Linked DNA regions of Homo sapiens: region 2 is linked to region 1. A link is a loop called in an ENCODE intact Hi-C map of the cell type or tissue named here. Cell type or tissue: OCI-LY7. All regions are shown on one strand.

What was found. A loop is a pair of places that touch in the nucleus more often than their neighbours do. Peaks named below come from ENCODE experiments on the same cell type or tissue, not always from the same donor. Only the 100,000 strongest peaks of a DNase experiment are listed, where the experiment ranks them.
Region 2: a loop joins it to region 1, with 10 times the contacts of the local background. A loop is called at or near these places in 43 of 110 quality-filtered maps.

Annotation. Positions count from the first base shown.
Region 1 is chr12:18,221,705-18,229,704 of GRCh38, forward strand. No RefSeq gene overlaps it. Among named protein-coding and RNA genes, the nearest start is that of PIK3C2G, 36 kb to the right of the region's middle. In OCI-LY7, CTCF peaks have their summits at 3,239 (motif pointing left) and 3,443; no DNase peak of the experiment used is centred here.
Region 2 is chr12:18,136,007-18,144,006 of GRCh38, forward strand. No RefSeq gene overlaps it. Among named protein-coding and RNA genes, the nearest start is that of RERGL, 50 kb to the left of the region's middle. In OCI-LY7, CTCF peaks have their summits at 4,180 (motif pointing right) and 4,383; DNase peaks (open chromatin) are centred at 3,445 and 4,175; H3K4me3 peaks cover 919 bases; H3K27ac peaks cover 1,624 bases.

The sequences.
Region 1 (8,000 bases):
AGCCCACAATCATATCTTACTATCAGACAAAAATATATAAATTCAAAGCTTGCTGTTTGGGGGGATCTGAAAATGCAGTCTGAAAACTTCTATCATCCCGTCAAAGGGGAAACAGGAAATCAGGGGAAATGGGCGAGAAGAGGGGCTGGTTGTTCTTAAAGACGAATAATGAACACCTGCCTTGTGTGTAGTGTGGGTTTCTCATAAGTGCTGACATAGGAAAACACTCCAGGGATTTGGGGAAATTGGTGATCTAGTAAAATATGGTCTTTAGCTAAAGGTCAAATGAAATTGTACTGGAAACCTTGGGGATACTTTAAAATGGGAGCTAAAGACAGGGGGCTGCTCATTAGAGCTTGTGCTTAAGTACCGGTTTCACTTTATCAGGGAAATTGTTCATTTGTCTGAAAATGTGACCTCTGTCAGTTTGCCAAGCAGGCTAGGCCCGGGGGTGATCTTAGGCTCACGTGAGCTTGCAGAAGTTAACACTACCTAGGGACTACTTTCAAAGGACACTGCCAAGGTTAGCAGACTCAAAATCTGACCTTCCTCCTCTTCCTTTCCATTTATATCTGTTTGTAAAGTTCAAATCGTTCTTTTTATTTCCCCAAAAAAGAAAGCGCTTCAAATGCAATAAAATGATAAAAAGATTCCAAAGGGATGCAGCTATAAAAAGAGAAGGTGAAATAAAAATGTTTCATCTAGGAAAGCTGGTTATTTAGGGAAATATAATTCAGATAGCTAGGTAACAATTACCATATTTCTTAACCTAGATTACATTTAGCCTTAAAATTTTATGGCTACTACCTTTGAAACAGAAGCAAGTATTACTGCTAACGGATTAATGAAGGAGGAGAGAAGCTTTTCAATAGAATGCTTGTTATCCAGAGAAGCTAATAATTAGAAATTCTTCAAACTGCCCAAATATTTGGACCCTCTTATCACATATCACTAAGCTGCAACAGAAAAAAGAATTATGGGCTAGATTAAATGGCATGGATATATAATTATGAAAAAAGCTGAATTTTAAAAATCTGCGTTGAGCACCTATTGCATGCTAAGATTTCTGTTTTTTATTTGATGTCACTATATAAAATTATGCTTTTGAATCTATCTACTTGCTTATTATCAGTTCTTTCCTATTAGTGTGTATGCTTCCAGAGGGAATGGACTTTGTCTTATTAACTGCTGTCTTACTGACATCTAGAGCAGCACCTAGTATGGTACCTGCTTGTACTATTTCTACATAGTACCTATTTATACTAGTTTACTCTTTCTTTAATGAATAAACACACATGACACACATACTAACATATATTATCTCATTCAAGCATGTTAACAACCATGTGAACTAGCTGTTTGAAAAGTAAAAATGTTGATTTTTATACTCATAGTTAATGAATGATAAAAAATGTAACTGTGACTTCTAATTCTATGGCCTTCTCACTATAAATAGAAAACATTTTTATTTGTAATAGAAAAAGCATTTTTATTTATACTGCTAGCATAGAGCCCTCAACAATTTTCTTAGCATAATTAAAATTACTGTGTGTTACGCACTTTACTGGGAATTTTGCACACATTCGTTTATACATATGTGGGAAAAGTAAGCTTGAACCATTAGAAATGTTTAGTATTCCACTACTTTAAACTTGCATACATAGCAATTTCACATGGTTCCATATAATATTAACTCCATTTTACAGGGGAGTTATTGAATGTTAGAGAAATTAAATAAATTATACAAGGTCCAATATCAGTGAGCAATAAACTTAAGATCGAAACCAGCACTTAATTGCAAATACCATGTTCTTTCATTTGTTTCTCAAATATGATTTTGGCTGTGAAACCCTAGGGGTGCTACAGTCAGCGCTAAACATGGCATAGTAATTTGGATATTCTCTTTCTTTTAAAATGATCATGGATTTATATAAAGTAACATGTGAAATGATATGACTACATGTCTATTTAAGACAACAGAAGGCTTCAGAGACATTTCACACTGTATGTGATCACTCTATCAGGAATGCTCTATCAGGAAACTGTAAGAAGCAGAGTACACTCACTCCTGGAGCTTCCTTCCCTACCATCATTTTAGAGCAAATGCCCATGATGAGTTAGCCATTAAGCAACACAATTGTATAACCTACTGGGAACAAGGAAAAAAAAGTTATTTTCTTTGGGAAAAGAAAAAACTACCTGTTATAAATGTCAATATGCAGTGATGTGCTTCATATAGGGCAGCCAATGTGAAAGTAAACATTAAAATGTTTTCTAATCGTTGAGAAATGGATATAGATGGATGTGGTATATACTTAGGTAATATGTACTATTTTGGGAGATTAAGAAAGATATTTTCTCTGTTTTTAATTGCATTCTATGTGCATTTTTTTCTTTCCCTCTCAAATTGTTTTTAAATGCTAAAAAATGTATTTGCTGCATTTCTATTATGTTACACATCATTAAAATGAAAGAGTACTTCTGGAGAACTCTACTAAGAGTTCTAAGATTACTAAATCTAAGAGGTAGTTTTTCATATCTGGTTGTTATTTAGGAATTTATGAAATCTCCAAATACCTTTTGATTTTTCATTTAAACAGTATATGAAAAAGATTCAGAGATACAAAGTATACAGAAGATACCGAAGAAGACACTGCTACAGAGAAATAGTGCACTGACGCAGGTGTTATTTGTATATGTAATTATCTCAATCGCTTTTCAATGAAAAGCGTTTCTTTTCAATTAGAATTCTGAATGACATTGACTCTTTGACCTCTGGGGTTTTTGTGTTGTTTTGGGTTTTGTTTGTTGTCTTAAATTCTCATTTAATAAGCAAAAGATTATGCTGAAGAAAATTAATTTAGATGTAATTATATGTTTAACTGATTCCTCTACTGCTACTCAAATTTCTATTTGCCTCTTTTTTAAGCAGTAAGAAAATGTCTATGCAGAAGTAACTATTCATGCTAGCACTTCATTGGAGTTGTATTAAGAAGTAATAAGGAGGGCAGCAATAGTGTTTGTTTTTAAGTGGATTATAATGCTATATAATGTGAGTGAGGATAACTTCTATAATTCTTAATAGGGATAGGCTGATGAGTTTATTTTTTCTCTTAAGAAGAAAAAAAAATTAAAGTCATGATTAGACTAAGATTTGAAAGGAGATAAACAGTACTAAGACCCAGTGCCTTTCACTACCTTGCCATCTGGAGCTAATTGTATTAGTTATGGTAATAGTGCCCTCCAGAGGAATTTTGCAGGAATTTGAAAGGCTAAGAAGAAACAGGGAACTAGAAGGCTCTGGATGTGATGAATTTAAATATTAGCTTTAAAAGTAAATTAACATTTTAATCTTATGTAGATATTAATATATCCTTTTCTTTAAATGTGATGCTAAAAGCTGACACTATATCCATGACTATAAATATCAACAAACATACACTTTTTAATATTTTAGGCCACCTGTGAATATTTACATATTATATTCTTAATATAATCTGCAATATCTTATCCATTTAAAAGGATATTTAGCTCGAGAAAACAGTAAAGGACTGAGATTCAAGAATTCAAAACCATGATCTTCTTAATTTTCCTTCTTGGTATTCATTTGGCAAGTTCTTCAGAGTTTAGTGTAAGTAAATTGTAATTTTATATTAGTATCCCAGAAATAAGGTAAAATTGTAAATTGCCATCATCAATTATTAGAAGTAAATTGAAATGGGAAAACCCAAAGCACTAATTATGGATGGCAAGGCAAAATTATTATAGCACCACAAAGCATCAACACGTTAAAAATAGATAATTAGTACAGAAAAAGGAAAATATGAGGCCTCCTTATCGTTGTCATTTTAAATATTTAAACTTTTTTAATTTTAGAGAATGCATAATGACTGTTTCACATGATAATTTATTATTATTATCATCAAAATTGCTTTTGCTATTTTATCATTCTAGGCACTGAGGCAAATTCCGGGAAAAGGGAATTCATATTTAATGATTTGATGGCTTTTTACCACACATGCCAGCATGATTTTCTGCATTTGAAGTCTTGGAGGATAAAGCAGATTAGCAGAAAGCATTTGCCCTCAAGAATTTACTAAAACAACTGTAAAGAGCTGAAATTTTTATCTTCAAATATGATACGAAAGGTTTTCTTAAAGAAGAACCATGTTGGCATGGAAAAATATTTCATTCAGCTGCTTGGTGTAGAGGTGATGGCAAACATGAAAACTGATCATATTTAAGAAGCTCTACATGAAAAAAGGGAGAATTTTTCTATTTCTTGCTCCTTAGAAAGGGAAGGGAGGCTGGGCGCGGTGGCTCACGCCTGTAATCCCAGCACTTTGGGAGGCCGAGGCGTGTGGATTGCTTGAGCTTGGGAGTTCAAAACCAGCCTGGGCAGCATGGTGAAACCCCGTCTCTACTAAAAATACAAAGAAATTAGCCGAGCGTAGTGCCGCGCGCCTGTATTCCCAGCTACTCGGGAGACTGAGGCAGGAGAATCGCTTGAACCTGGGAAGCGGAGGTTGCAGTGGGCCGAGATGGCGCCACTGAACTCCAGCCTGGGGGACAGAGCGAGACTCTGTCTCAAAAAAGGGAAGGGAAAAAAGATATTGGAAACAAAAGGAACAGAAAAGTGGATTATCACTGGTACTACATCAGATGCGGGAGCAGCAGAAATTATCAATGCTGAGGAAGTGCCAAAGAGCCCCCAGAGGTTGCAGCAATGTGAATCCTTCTCCTTCTGATACGAAAATATTATTAAGTAAAGAAATTATTTCTTTAATATTTCAGCGTGCAGATAATATGTAATTTATATAGCAGACACCAGTGGGCACGCTACCTAAGAATAACAAACATTACCATATTTGCCATATTTATTTGGTATGTCTCTTTTATGTAAAAAAATATATTTTATATGTCTCTTTTATGTAAAAAAATAAAGAAATAAAGATATAGTTAGGCTGGCACTTTAGGAGGTCTAGGTGGGAGAACTACTTGAGCCCAGGAGTTCAAGACCAGCCTGGGCAACAAAGCAAGACCCCATCTCTACAAAACACTTGTAAAACTTAGCCGGATGTGGTGGTGCACACATGTAGTCCCAGCAACTCAGGAGGCTGAATGAGGAGGATCACTTAAGCCCGGAAAATTGAGGCTGCAATGAGCTATGATTGTGCCACCACACTCGTTTGGGTGGCAGAACAAGACCCTATTTCTATTATTATTATTATTATTATTATTATTTTTTTTTTTTTTTTTTAGACGGACTCTTGCTCTGTCACCCAGGCTGGAGTGCAGTGGCGCAATCTCGGCTCACTGCAAGCTCCACCTCTCGGGTTCAAGCCATTCTCCTGCCTCAGTCTCCCTAGTAGCTGGGACTACAGGCGCCCGCCACCAAGCCCGGCCAATTTTTTATATTTTTAGTAGAGATAGGGTTTCACCGTGTTAGGCAGGATGGTCTCGATCTCCTGACCTCGTGATCCGCCCGCCACGGCCTCCCAAAGTGCTAGGATTACAGGCGTGAGCCACCGCGCCCGGCCTCGCAAGACCCTATTTCTAAATAAATAATTAAATAAAGTTAAAGCATATTCTCATATTCTTCCCTCATCCTGCTTCCCAAGTGGAAAGTGTTATTCTGAACTCAGTGTGTATATCCCTGTAAATATTTTTTACACCTTGAATATGATTATATCCGTATGTACATATGTGTATGTATATGTAACTCAAATTATTGTGCTTAATGATCAGAATTCATATACTTGTTATACTATGAAGATATTTTACTTTTCACTCAATATTATTTTCTTATTTTTGTACTTTCATATGTAAAGGTCTAGTTCATTAATTTGCAGTTGCTCTTTAGTGCCCAATCTTATGAGTAAGCCGTGATATATTTATCCCTGATATTGGTATACTGTTAGCCATTTATTGCTTTTTAATGTTACAAACAAATTTCAATGAATCCCTCAGTATAACCTCAAACAACTTTGAGAAAGTTGCCAAGGTAGTTATCTAAAACATAATTATTTTACTTTTAGATAACTACCTTGGCAACTTTCTTTTCCATATTAATTATCACATCATCAAAGTATAATGACAACTATTCTTTCCAATTATTATCACTTACTTTTTCTCTTGTCATGTTTTATTGGCTAGTACCTTCAGTACAATGTTGAATAGACATAGTGTTAGTAATTCTCCTCTTTAATTCATTATGACTGTAATTGTTTTAAATATCTTTGACCAAGAATCATATTTGTTAGGTATTTCTGTTTATATTGTATTGATATTTCTTTCTTTCTAGTTATGTTGGATAATTTTTATTAGGATGGGAATGTTCTCATCCATTCCAAGTTTACTAAGACTTTTTATCTTGAATTAGTGTAAAATTTTAACTTATAAATATTTACGTATACTGAGATAGTCATACGCTTTTTTTCTTCGAGTGTTAAAATGTAAATAAATCTTAATATGTTTCCAATGGTAAAACATTCTTAGGTTAAAATCAACCTGCTTATGAGACACTACCTGTTTTCTCTTTAAAATACTATATTTAGGATTTTTGTTTTTATGTTCAAAAATAAACTTAAACTATAATTTTCCTTTGTCTTTGTTTGTTTGTTTGCTTTGGCAAACCAAGTTATAATAACCTCACAAAATAGTTGGTCAGTTTCCACCATTTTCCACTCTGCATAAGTTTATACGCAATAAAGTATTTGTTCCTTCAATGTTTTGTATAGCTCATAAATGAATTTTTTTAAAAAACTTCTACTCTATGTTGGAAGCCTTTGATCATGATTTTGTTGATTAAATATTCTATATCCTAATATTTGTTTTCTTTAGCAGTTTTTAAAGGATTGGGTTAAAAACTTCAAAATTTCAAAATATTATTGAATATTTTTAAGTGTCTCATTTTAATTACTTTAACTTTTATTCAGTAAATTTTAAGGTTATATTACCAGGTTCATTCAGATTTAGGATAGATATTCCCCTTCTGTCGAAAATTTGCTGTATCTCTAGAATATCCCTATTTGCTAATAATGTTCTTTTTGCTTCCAGTTTATTTTTCTGTCATGTTAATATTAATATCTCAATTTTCTTTTGATAAGTATCACCTGACATACATTTTTATATAAATTCTAAAACATCTGTTTTAGATATGTTCAATATTTAATATTGTTTACATAGCATATAGTATATTTCATTACTGTTTATTTTGTCTCCCATTCTGGAAATTGAGTTTCCTGGGGAAAGAAATTTTTATTTGATTCATTGTTTTACTAAAAGTATCTAGAACAATGCTTGGCATATACTAGGTTCTCAAAAGATACCATGAATAAATTTTTCATAATGTATTTCACAAATTGCATTTAACCAGACACCTTTATATTTTAATTCAAACTCAGGGTCATTTTCTTTTAATTTGGAAGATATTTTATTTGTTATTTATTATAATTACCAAAAATGTGGATTTATTTCTACATGTTATTTGTGCAATATTTGCCATAATTTTTAACACACTTTGTTATCCATTCTTTGTCTTTCTTCTCCCATTTTACCTGATTTTTCTTTATTTCCTTTCTTCTTTTTTTATTAATATGTAATAATTTACATATTTATGGGGTACATGTGAACATTTGTTACTTGCAAAGAATATATAATGACCAAGTCGGGGCATAGGTATATCCATCACCTTGGGTGTTTATCAGTTTTATGTATTGGTATTTTTTCAAGGCCTCCCTTCTAGTTACTTTGAAATATGCATAATATTATTGCTAAGGATAGTCACTCTAGTCTGCTATCAAACATTTGAACTCATTTCTTCTATCTAACCATATGTTTGTAACCATAGCCAACCCCACTTCATCCCGCACACACCCCCCAAACTTGACACTTCTGTAATCTATTGTTCTATTCTCTATCTCCATGAGATCAAGTTCTTTAGCTCCCACGTCAGTGAGAATATGCAGTATATGTCTTTCTGTGCCTGGTTTATTTCT
Region 2 (8,000 bases), 86 kb before region 1:
AGGAAATATTTGCTGCCCATTGATGTTAAAGTTAGTCATAAGATTTGCTTTGGCCAAAGAAAAGACGTGAAATGAGCTTGTACATTGGATTTTGCTCTCTTGCATCTCTGACTTTGTAATGAGAAAATAGTTGTGCCCCTTTAGATTGGACCACAGAATTAACACATTAGTAGCAGTGAGGACCCAATTCCAAGCAGACATACAGCCTGAGAAACAGCTACCTACTAGATGTAAGTCTGCAGACATTAATGATAATTCCTTACTGTTTTATTTCAATGAGATTCTGTGACTGTTAGGCAGGATTTTTGCAACAGTAGTAGCCTGGTAACAGAACTTAATCTGAAAACAATATACATGTATTATTTGGAGTGGAGTTGAAAATCAGATGGGGGGAAACTACGGGTCAGTTAAAGTAATGAAGCAGTGATGACATAAAGCTTGTGATCGAGGAAGGTTCCTATAAGAATTGTAGCTACCTGTAAAAACTTACAATTTCTTCTTTGAAACAAAGGAAAGAAAGCAGTGATTCCAGAAAGTGAGACAGCTATGAAAGAAGGCTGGGTTTCTAGGATAAAGGTTATAGACTGCGCATGATCGCAGGAAACTATTGTCACACATTTTAAACTCACCCACAGAAGATTTTACAATTTATGGCAAGTAAAATATACTGGGGACTATAGCTAGTGACCTCATCTACATTCCTCTAGCCATTACATTTTTCTATTGGAAAGGTACATATTGTTGTAGCTCACAGACATGAAGCGTGATCTCATGTGGACTCTCCAACCTCCATTTTATCTTAATTAAGGCAAGAAACTCTATGCTTTCCCTACTTCTGTAAGGTCAGAATATAGGCTGCATAACCATATTCTGTAACAAGTAATTGAACACATTTGTGTTATAATTGTCCAGCACTAGTTTTAAACCTGACCATTAAACAGTCATAACTGTATTATGTGAGGTCTTTGCTACCATTAACAGATTATAATTTTGTTCTTTGAAAGGGTAGCTTGATTTTAAGAGTAGTTGTCCTGAGAGAACTAATTTTTTTACTTCTTAAACAAGTATTGGGATTTTCCTATGCTAAGAAATAACAGATCCTCTCTTAAATATGAAAGATGACTTGAACGACCCATTTGTAAATGTTAGTGTTCAACCATAAAATACTTTCATTTGCAAGAGCTCAGACAGCTGCCCCCTGACTAATCAAACTTAGTTGTTGTACAACTGAATATGCTAATTTTTTATTTTTTCATGTTGATTTTCATAGTAACACTCCATAAATATCATGTTTTTACTTTAGGGCCTTTTACACTAACAGGGACTACGAGAGGGTTAATTTGGTTTTGTTAAAATAAGTAGACCTTACCTAATAGGACTTACTCCAGTCTAAAATTTTCTATTACCTAATTTCCTTTTAACCTCATTTATGGGCCTAATTATCAGAAAAAATATACACATAAAAAAATTTAGTGCAGCCTAAATTTAGTGCAGCTGCCTTAAATTATATTTGGATCAATATGAAAAAGCCACAAGAGAAAAAAAAAGATGGCCCTATGATGACAATAAAGATGGTTTCAGTGTTTGTTCATATTTATTATTTTGAAAACTTGGGGTCATTTAATTAAGTCACCTTATCTTTTGCCTTAAATTCTTAAAAAGACAGCCATATTAATTCAGCCAAAGAATTACTTTGGAATTTTAAAAGTCTATTGATTTGTTTTCTTCTAAAATCTCTTCAATGAAATCTATCCTTGGAGAATTCTATAAAAAGAACAAAAGATGTCTTTGCAGTCTTGGCTCTTTCAGACACTTGGCAGTTTAATGACTCATTGTACTTATAAATGTCTCTGATTAAGCCCTTTTATTTTTATTCTGTAATTTAATTTATAACACTACATTTCACACAAAATTTTCTCATCCCTGCTACTTGATTTACCACTAAGTGTCCACTTATGCAGCGGACAGTCTCAAAAACATCAGATATGTTTTCTCTACTTGACCTCTGATAATCTTGTATAATACATCTGTTCTTTCAAATGAACAGTGACGTGATTTTTTTGCATATAAGATATATTTAATATGGTGTATGAAATCATTTAAGTAAAAATCAAACTTCAGTTGCAGATACAGTGATATTGATAAATATTACTAAAGAATGAAAGTAAATATTAATTGTATCCCTTAAACACAATTTTATTTGGATCTTGTAGAGTGACGTAACATTGACATGGCTGGTTTGTTTACTGGGGCATTAAAGTTTCCCAAAGCTTAGTTTGTTATAGCAGATCAGAAAATGTTGAAATATGATTTTATATAGTATTCTTTTTACTGAGTGTTCAAATATGACTTTGCACTAAAGCACAAGTTGCAATAGATATGAAATTATGACACAAATTGCCAGACCAAAATATAATTTTCCAAAGAATAGCTATGACACTTGGTTCGAAGACCAGTCTGTTCACCTATAGGTGAACCCCCTCACCTATTCTGAGAAAATAAAATAATCAAAGCAATTTCACAAAGAAGTTTTCTTTGGTGAGGGCTTTTGCTTCACCTTTGAATTGGGTGTATGACTCCTACCTGGAAAATCTAGAGAACAAGGAATGTTTCAGTGGCAGATCCAAGGAATACCATTGCCATGGGATAGTTCTGCACCCTAGGAGTTTTCAGACGTGTTACATAAATGTTTCCCAGGGATGACAGTCTTGCATACTGGGGAGCAGAAGGAAGCTGGAGCTGTGACTCTTGATACCTAGGGGCTGAGGAATGGGTCACAAATCATCAGCCACATCAGGCAATTTCAGGGGAGAGGGACCCAGCAGATATCCCTCCTGAAGGCCCGGAAAGAGTTCTCTTTAACTATCTGCCAGACCCCAGAAGCTAGAAAGAATCTACAAATGAAGATTATTACCCCATTACTTTCCCTCTCCTCCCTCCCTCTATGCTGAATGTGATGGAAGACAGAATTGAAGCTAACTGTGGTGAATCCACCTGAAACAAAATATATTACAAGATTTCCATAATTATCATATTAGTACAAATTCATTTTAATCAATGTCAGGGCTCGGACTTAACTGGAGAACTGGAGCTTCAAATCAAAGGAATAGTAATTTGCTTTTCATAAGATTTTTGATTCAACAGCCATTGACTATTAGCTTTTGAAAAGGAATACTATGTCTTACATGTTTGTTCTTTCCCTGATTATGCCTAACATGAAATAGATTCACCTTTAAATGTTTGGTAACTGATCCACTTGTGGAGGCAAAATGTGGTTTAGAATAATTAAACATTCAAAATGGTAAAAGTTAATATTTCTAGTTATATACATGCTACGAGGGAGGTTATTATTTTCTCCAGTATCAGAAAAGGAAATAAATGCTGAGAAACTTTCATTTCCCCAAAACACATTTCTGGCAGAGCTAGAAGTGAACGTTAGCTTGACTGACTTCAAAGGCTACCCCTTTTCCACCACATTGCATCAGCCATAGTGAGCCAAATTAATTAACTTACAAACCTACATATGCACTAATGTAGCGAATTAGAACAAAATCAAGCTGATCATATAACATCCAGCTAGGTCCCCTTACAATATCTTTGATAAAACACAAAACCAAACACCAGTATCTCTCGGAGCTTACCCATTTGATTGGTTTAAACAAAACTGTGTTTTAATTTGTGTGGTTTGTTACAAAACCAAGAAAATTCTGGAACTAATTTGTCTTAAAATATTTATAACAGATAGAATCCATTCATTCACATCTATATTCACTGATTCATTAAGTATTTGTTAGGTCAGCTATGTGCCCGGCACTGTTCTTTTCTCTAGAATTCAGCTGTGAACAAGATAAAAATTCCTCTTTTCATGTAACTTACATTTTTATGGGAGAGGCAGACAATAATCATAAATAAATGAACAAGCAAATAAGATTTGTAAGTGGAATTCAACTTACTAAATAAAAGCCTTCCATTTAATAGATATTTTCAAAAACAGAATATCATAATTAAATAAGTTCTAAAGCAGTTGTTCATTATATAAGCGTTAAAAAATGTTGATTCATTGGTTTTATATATATTTGATCTTACTGAGAGAAAAGTACTAAAAGATAGTGCCTTCATGTTATTCATGGATACTAACTCAATATTCTTAGCAGCAATATCTTAAAAGACCACAAGATGGTGACATTACTCTATACATACAAATCTTTAACTCAAATGTTAAAAACCTTCAGTTTTTCCAAAGCAAAACCTAAAGTTTTTACTATTCTGAAAACAAACAAAGGATTTCAAAAGCAACTGTTGCAATCATGTTAAATAGTGATTTTCCTATTTATATTTTTTAAAATCTATGAGCTGTTTTAAAACAGCACTATGACTAAGTCAATCAACCAGAGATTTGGCAAGCATTAAGGTTTCACTCTTAAAATTTGCTACCCAAATTATGGTGGCTTGTCTGTTACATTCACACACAAAATTTTTTCTCATTGTGTATTTGCCTCTTTTTTGGACTTCCTTTGGTTGTCCTTGATAACAAATTGTAGAGTGGTTGAGTATATATCAAAATAACAAAATATTTTCACATCAAAAGAGATTATTACATTGATGGTTTCTGTTTATATTAAATAAATTACTTGTTTCAGGACGATATTTATAATTGTCAACAGCTAAGAATTCCAACTAGCAAAACATTCCAAAATAATTAAATATGTCTCCTCATTACATCGGATGTGTTCTTTTGTCTATTGACTTGCCTGCATCAACTCCGCATCCGACTTCACTCCTTACCTTCACCTCTGAATCACAGAAGAATCCCTTTCCAAGATGGTCCTAGGTCAAAATCTGACAATGGGAGGATCTCAGTTGAGATCTGAGAAGAAAAGACGGAAGGCTTTTTTTCTGATGACAGTTGCAAACAAGGGATATGGCTAAGTAGCAAATGGGAGGTTTGCAGCAATATCCAAAACAATTTCTGTAAATCATGCATCTCAGTGCTTACGGGCACCTGGGATCTGCAGGTTTTCCCAAGATTGTTCAAGGTAATAACATTTTGTATGGGGGTTCTGCAAATTTCACATTTGAGGGTTGTAGGCAGCTGAAAACATGGCCTGCAATGTAATTTTTATAGCCTCTAGCAGCAATTTTTCTGACCTTTACTCCCCAGTCCAGTTCAATGGATGCACAAACCTCTAATTTCCTGTGTTACAGCCAATACTTCTTGGAATACATAAAGTGCATCTGCTTTCTGCATTTAACTCAGACTAATATACCACCATAAATTCCAAAGAAGTAAAATGAGAACAGACCATGTGAAACTGTTTCTATGTTTAAATTACCAAACTTAAGTGCATACGATGACATAACAATTTCAGAAGTATAGTTCTAATAATAATCCCAACCAACCCTTCTGTCAAAAACAAGCAAGGGACACAGATCCATAGTGACTGTGAATTCCTGCTGGCAATTTTGCAAGAGAGCTTTTCTTGATGATAAGGAGTGTTCCTTAGACTCTTAGGCTTGTTTCCTGGGAGTTGCCTCCCAGTCCTTATTCTTTTGATTTTATTCTCTGGATATTGTGGGTTTTTTGTTTTGTTTTGTTTTTTTCTCCTCAGCTACATCTGAAGAGCAATGCCTCTTGTGAGCAGACACGTAGGAAACTTAGGCCATTATACATCTTGAAGAGACACTCTTAATTCGGGCTGGTTGTGCTTGGCAGTATAATCCTCTCAAACATTATTGAACTTTTGTCCATTTTATTTGTCTAAGTGTTGGAAATGTGCCAAGAGAAACACCCACAATTATTTTCATGACAAGGCTCTGTCTAAAGTCATCAGGCTTTCTTGGGTGAGCCAAACTCTTAGTCATTTTGCTTTGAGCTATTTTCCTCAACTGACACATTTACTAGGATCACGTTGATCCATTTAGTGTTTTTAATAAAGGGCATTATGAACACACCTTGAATTGAATTTTGTTTGTAGATTGAAATTTAATCAGCCTTTGTTGCTCAGAGTATTTTTAAATGAATCTTTAACTGATTAGGTATGCAGAGTTGTATCTTTCAATATTGCAAGATTATCTCTAATAAATTGCATTTTCCAATTATTCAATGCTAAAGTATGAAAATACAGCAAACTTTTATATTGTCTGGTATCCATAAACTTTGATATACTGTCTTTCAATTATAATTATCACCTTTAGAGTCTACATACAAAGGTATATTGTTTTTATTATTGAATATATTATTTTGTTTAATACTTACAACTCTGTATTTTTTATTTACTTTTTTGTCTTATTTTACTGGCCAGGACACTCAGTACAATGATGAATGAAAATCATGTAGTCTTCATTTATTCAATATGTTACAGACAAAACTATCAATGTGTCAACATTAGATATGAGACTGGCAATAGGTTTTCACATAAACATTTTATAAAGAAAGTTTCTCTCCACTCCTAGTTAAAACAAAAAAAAATTTGATTGCCCAATATAAACCCAACTTTCTCATTTATATATTATGCTTTTAAACATAGTATGATGAGAGTTTTTAAAAATATTTTGTGTAAAATATTTGCATTTCTGTTTTAAAGAAAAGGAGCCTATGATGTTTACTTCTTGAAAAGTCATTGTCAGGATATTGTACCAAGGTTTTGCTGCTCTCATTAATGAGTTTAAAAGCTGTCCCTCTTTTTCTACTCTATGAAAGTCTTTAAGTTTGATACATTTTTTTCCTTAAATATTCAGTGCAATTCACTGGAAATGTCTTGAAATTTTTGAATTTGAAGATCTCACATTATGGTTTCATTCTGTAACAGTTTTTAAATCAAGATTTTCCCAACTCTTTTTATTTCTGTTTTGGTTAAGTTCTATATTTAAATAAATGTGCATATTTTATCTAAATTTCCGAATTTATTAACCTATACTTGTTCATACAATTCTCTTTATAAATGAATAATATTTGGTGATGTCTCCTTTTATGCTCTTGATGTTAATTTAAAAATGTTTTCTTTTCTCTCTTTTTCCAGATCTAGTGATCTGGAGGCTTATTAAGTTTTAGTGCCTTTTTTTGAACCAAACTTTGCCTTATTTAATGTTTACTAGTTTGTGTTGTCTATTTCATTAATTTAATTCATTAATAATTTTCTCAATTTATTCACTTACTTCCACTAATTTATTCTCTTACCTTTATTATTTTTCTTCTTTTGTTTTCTTTGATTATATTTTGCTGTTAATTTAGATTACTGATCTTCAGGTTTTCCTCTTTTCAAATATTTCTATTTTAGCTATATATTTCTAAAAGAAAGGAGTCAGAGAAAAAAGAGCTGTCAAAAATTAAGAGTGATGAACTACGTAATAATGCTAAAGAGGTCAAGTAAAATAGTAAGAACTATTCAATGCACTTGATATTAAAAATTAAATTGCTGTGTATTCAGAAATATTTTAATGAGATAACTGATAATTCTATTATTGCTTCATCCATGATTAAATTCATGCCTTTTCTAGCAATCAAGCCTTGGCCCTAGATGGAAAATTCCATAAGGTTATCAGTGGCCTCATTCAAAGCAAACCCTTGTCTCGTTAATGTTTGTTATCACCATATTTCTACTTTGTTTGCACCAAATTGTTTCTTCATAGAATTTTGTGGTATAGAAAAGTAAATCAATATAATTTTCTGAGCATGTTGGGAATATTCTCAATAAAGCAACTCTAAATATATTCAGACTTTTTAAGTAAAAAATTTTATTTCTATGAATTAAAAATTCAGAATTATCTGTAATAGTTTATGCATGGGAATATTTATTCACTATGTTAAATCAAATTTCTAAACATATTAGAGCTTAAAAGGCAATAATGTCATATTAACAATTAAAATCTAGATGAATATTCAGGTGATATGTAAAAATTGTATAATGACCTATTGCTATGATCTGAATGTGTCCGCTAAAATTCATATGTTGAAATTTGATTGCCAATGTAATGGCAAATAAGTGAGGCCTTTAGGAGGT